2 separate regions of the Homo sapiens genome follow, and region 1 is linked to region 2. Evidence: read pairs that join two places in POLR2A ChIA-PET (ENCODE). Cell type or tissue: OCI-LY7. All regions are shown on one strand.

What was found. Peaks named below come from ENCODE experiments on the same cell type or tissue, not always from the same donor. Only the 100,000 strongest peaks of a DNase experiment are listed, where the experiment ranks them.
Region 1: POLR2A ChIA-PET joins it to region 2 with 5 read pairs; 2 of 35 experiments call an interaction of 5 or more read pairs at or near these places.

Annotation. Positions count from the first base shown.
Region 1 is chr6:149,735,469-149,737,968 of GRCh38, reverse strand. It overlaps NUP43 (nucleoporin 43), which reads left to right. Exons shown (of 8, transcript NM_198887.3): 6 at 1,347-1,498. Among named protein-coding and RNA genes, the nearest start is that of NUP43, 9.8 kb to the left of the region's middle. In OCI-LY7, no CTCF peak of the experiment used is centred here; no DNase peak of the experiment used is centred here.
Region 2 is chr6:149,065,092-149,067,591 of GRCh38, reverse strand. The region is part of intron 7 of UST (uronyl 2-sulfotransferase); the gene reads right to left. Among named protein-coding and RNA genes, the nearest start is that of UST-AS2, 34 kb to the right of the region's middle. RefSeq lists enhancers at 1,191-1,600, 1,621-1,700. In OCI-LY7, no CTCF peak of the experiment used is centred here; a DNase peak (open chromatin) is centred at 1,321; H3K4me3 peaks cover 642 bases; H3K27ac peaks cover 1,100 bases.

The DNA.
Region 1 (2,500 bases), 670 kb before region 2:
TTGTAATCCCAGCACTTTGGGAGGCCGAGGCAGGCAGATCACTTGAGGTCAGGAGTTCAATACCAGCCTGGCCAACACAGTGAAACCCCGTCTCTACTAAAAATACAAAAACTAGCCAGGCATGGTGGCACGTGCCTATAGACCCCGCTACTCAGGAGGCTGAGGCAGGAGAATCACTTGAACCTGGGAGCCAGAGTTTGCAGGAGAATCACTTGAACCTGGGAGGCAGAGTTTGCAGGAGAATCACTTGAACCTGGGAGGCAGAGTTTGCAGTGAGCTAAGATCGTGCCATTGCACTCCAGCCTGGGCAACAAGAACAAAACTCTGTCTCAAATAAAAAAAAGATTCAGCCAGTAGCTCCAGCCACTAAGTTGACACTTAGTTACCATATAAAACATGTTTCTTGGCTGAGCATGGTGACTCATGCCTGTAATCCCAACATTTTGGAAGGATTATCTGCGGTGAGAAGTTTGAGACCAGCTAGGGCAACACAGTGAGACCCCATCTCTACCAAAATTTCTTAAAATAGCCTGGCACGGTAGCATGTGCCTGTAGTCCTAGCTACTTGGGAGGCTGAGGCAAAAGGCTCTTTTGAGCCCAGCTTGCAGCAAGCTGTAGATAGGCCATTGCACTGTAGCCTGGGTGACAAGACAAGACCCTGTCTCTCTTTTTTTTTTTTTTCTTTGAGACAGAGTCTTACTCTGTCACCCAGGCTGGAGTGCAGTGGCATGATCTTGGCTCACTGCAACTTCTGCCTACTGGGTTCAGGCGATTCTCATGCCTCAGCCTCCCAAGTAGCTGGAACTACAGGCATGTGCCACCATGCCTGGCTAGTTTTTGTATTTTTAGTAGAGATGGGGTTTCGCCATTTTGGCCTGGTTGGTCTTGAACCTCAAGTCATCCACCTGCCTTGGCCTCCCAAAGTGCTGGGATTACAGGTGTGAGCCACTGAGCCTGGTCTCTTAAAAAATAAACAAAAAAAAACAGGCTGGGCACGGTTACCAGTCATCCCAGCACTTTGGAAGGCCAGGGTGGCTAGATCACTGGAGCCTGGGAGTTTGAGACCAACCTGGGCAACATGGAGAAACCCCATCTCTACAAAAATACAAAAAGTTAACCAGGCATGATGGTACACACATGTACTCCCAGCAACTCAGGAGGCTGAGGTGGGAGGATACCTGAGCCCAGGGAGTTTGAGCCTACAGTAAGCAATGATTGCAGCGCTGCATTCCAGCCTGGGTAAGTGAGGCCTTGTCTCAAAACAAACAAAAAACGTGTTTCCTGTGTTACACAAAGATAAATTATACTTTATTTGATTTTGACGTCATTGTTATCTCCCACAAAAGGACTGGTGACCGAGTGCCACTCCACTGTGTTGATAGACATCCCAACCAACAGCATGTTGTAGCTACTGGTGGCCAAGATGGAATGTTGAGTATTTGGGATGTTAGACAAGGTACTATGCCTGTATCTCTGCTGAAGGCTCATGAAGCTGAAAGTAAGTATTGTGAAGATACAGAAAGTTTATATTGGGTGAGTTATATGACATATAATAAGCACCTTTCCATAATGATACATGTGGATCATTTTACATCATAGCTTTTAATGGCTGAATTGTGTAAATTTAAATAGTTATGTAATTTCTTTTTACTCGACATTTAAGTTCTTTAACATTTGTTTTTGTTTTTTTGGAGACGGAGATTCACCCTTGTTGCCCAGGCTGGAGTGCAATGGCGCTATCTTGGCCCACCGCAACCTCTGCCTCCTGGGTTCAAGCGATTCTCCTGCCTCAGCCTCCCGAGTAGCTGGGATTACAGGCATGCACCACCACACCTGGCTAATTTTATATTTTTAGTAGAGACTGGGTTTCTCCATGTTGGTCAGGCTGGTCTTGAACTCCTGACCTGAGGTGATCTGCCCAGCTCGGCCTCCTAAAGTGCTGGGATTACAGGCATGAGCCGCCGTGCCTGGTTTTTTTTTTTTTTTTTTTTTTAAAGAGACAGGGTCTGGTTCTGTCGCCCAGGCTGGAGTGCAGTGGTGCAGTCACGGCTCACTACAGCCTTGACTTCCAGGGCTCAGGTGATCCTCCCGCATCAGCCTCCCAAGTAGATAGGACTATAGGTGTGTGTCACCATGCCTAGCTGATTTTTTGTTGTTGTTTGTTTTTTTTTTTGTAGATATGGGGTTTCACTTTATTGCCCAGGCTGGTCTCAAACTCCTGGGCTCAAGTGATCCTCAGGAAGTGCTGAGATTACAGGTATGAGTTATGAGCCACCACATCAACCACAGGTTTAATTCTTATATCCAAAACTGTAGTTAGAATCCTTAGATATTTATCTCTGTGTGTGTTTTTTTTTTTTTTTTTTTTTTGGAGACAGGGTCTCTCTCTGTTGCCTAGGCCAGAGTGCAGTAGTGGTGTGATCATAGCTCATTGCAGCCTTGAACTCCTGGACTTACACGATTCTCCCAAAGTGCTGGGCATAGCCATTATGCCCATGCC
Region 2 (2,500 bases):
ATTTGATAGTGCTAGTCAGAACATGAGGAGGCCCAGCCCTATGTTTGCTAGAACACTCCACAGAGAGGACAGACTTTTAAGACAAGAGGGAAGGGGGACTTTTTCATGTTTGGCTACAAGGCAAGAGCTTTAAAAGATCCTTTCTTGAATAGTTAAGGATCCAGGGAGGGTGACCGCCAAATATGGCAACTTGGTATGGCGATATTTCAAATTGAAGGCCATTGGAGACCAGTACATCCTGGATGAAGCTGTTCTCTGAAGTTCCCTTATCTACCTAGAAATTGGACCTGCCAAAGAGGAACAAAATTGCCTTCAGTCACCTCCCCTAAAATTTCATTAATCAGAGAAGATCAAAACTCATGTCACAGAGGAAGGGACTGAAGATTAAACACCACACTCAGAGCTCAGATGAACGTTGTCCCAAACTATTGCCTGTTCTTGGGTCCCATTCAGTTCCCAAAGAGAATTATTTACCTTCCATTGTCTGAGCATTGGGCCCATTCATTCCCCTTAAATATCATTTACTACTCTTCAAAATTGCCACATTTAACCTCCATTTCCCCTTTCCCTATGAAGAAAGGTATAGAAAAAAGCTGGACCTCCCTGGGTTATGAGGTAACCACTCTCCTGTGATTTTCTCCTGTGTAGCATTTTATTTTTAAGAGGTAGGGTCTTGCTCTGTTGCCCAGGCTAGAGTGCAGTGGTGGCTCACTGCAGCCTCAAACTCCTGGGCTCAAGCGATCCTCCCCTCAACCTCCTGAGTATTTGGGACTACAGGAGTGAGCTACCATGCTCAGTTTCATGCATATTAATAAATTTTATTCCTTTTTTTCCTGTTAATCTGCCTATTGTAAGTTCATTTTCAAGTAAGCTTCAGAGGGTGGAGGAGAAGCTTTTCCTGTTACCCCTCCAATAACAACAGATTGTCTCGTGTATTTCAGTTACTTCAGTCTTCCTTACTCTTCTTAATCCCTCCCTAAATCCCCCGTCTAAACATGAGGGTCAGTATCAGCTGGTTTGGCAGATTCTTATGGGATCTAATGTTTCCCCAAGCTCTAGTTTTGCATTAATATCCAATTCTTGCTTCATTTGTCTACCCACCCTGCCTCCTTGGAGTTTCCTTCTCTCCCTCATCCACCCCCTCTTCTTCATTGTCAACCTCTCCCTCTCAACTGGCTCCTTGCCATCAAAACTCACTTCCCTTCTTGAAAAAACCCTTGTCTCATGCACCCTCCCTCTTTCATCTTTTCTCTCTCCTCCCCATCACAGCCCAACTTCCTGAAGAGCTGTCTACATTTGTTGTAACATTTTCAGCTTACGTACGTGACTGAACTCACCAAAACCTGCTTTCTGTTCCTTCTGTACTCCATTCAGTTACTCTCGCTTCCTTGTTGGTAGCTCAGAGGGCGCCTCACAGCATGACCCCATCACACTGTGGGCCACACACTCCATTTTGAAACCCCTGCATCTGCAACAGTGTTTTCCTGGCACCCTCACCTCTCTCTGATCACTCCCTTTCCATCTTCTCTACGCCCTCCTCTTTCCCAGCCTGTCTTATAAAGACCAGTCCTCCTCAGGCTCTGTTCCAGCCTCTTCCCTTCTCCCTGGTTACTCCCTGGGTGGCAGCATCCAACCCTCTATCCTTTAGTCCTCATAGCACTGTGAACAACAAAATGAACAGTTTATATAAACAATGACAGCTTTTTTGACCTTCGTTTTCCACAGAGCTGCCAAATTTAATAAGGTTAATGACATTGCCAGAGGGTTATGTCGCGGTCAGAAACAGGAGTGCTATTTTGTGCCAGGAGAAACAGAGACTCAGATTCAACCAATATTGATGGGGAACACCCATTATGAGTTTGGATCATCATATACATTATTTTATTTGATATTCTCAATAACCCTGTGAGGTGAATATCATGACCCCTCTTTTGCAGATGGAGAAATAGAAACTTACCCAAGGTCACATAGCTGGCTGGTAAGTGAAAAAACGAATTTGAATCTGGGTCCCCATCTATGTTGAGATTTTTCCCTAACTTTAAGTACTGCACCATAACCAGGGCAGCTTTCATGAGCCTGTAGAAAACTATCACCTTCATATGGAAAGACCAGAGGTGGTTTGTCTTGTATAATAAGCAGAGAATTCTTAAAAATCTCATTTCAAAGACATATGGATGTGTGTCTTGCTGTACGATAATCGGTGCTATGGAAAAGTCATTCCATTGCTAAGTTTTCCACATTTTTGTAAAATGCCAGACTTTCCATCCAAACAAAACAAAGCTACATGGACTATGGAATCAGCCTCTCTCCAGACTGCCATAATAGCAGCTCTAGAGGAAGTTGTTAGGATTTTTTTTCAAATAATTGTTGTTATTTCAGCCACAAAACAATTATGCTTTAAAAATCTATACTTATTAGTAGCATTCCTTGGGAAGGGAAGAAGCCCTCGTTAGGTGAGCACATACTGTCGGATTAACCATGAAGAAGTGAAGACCTCACT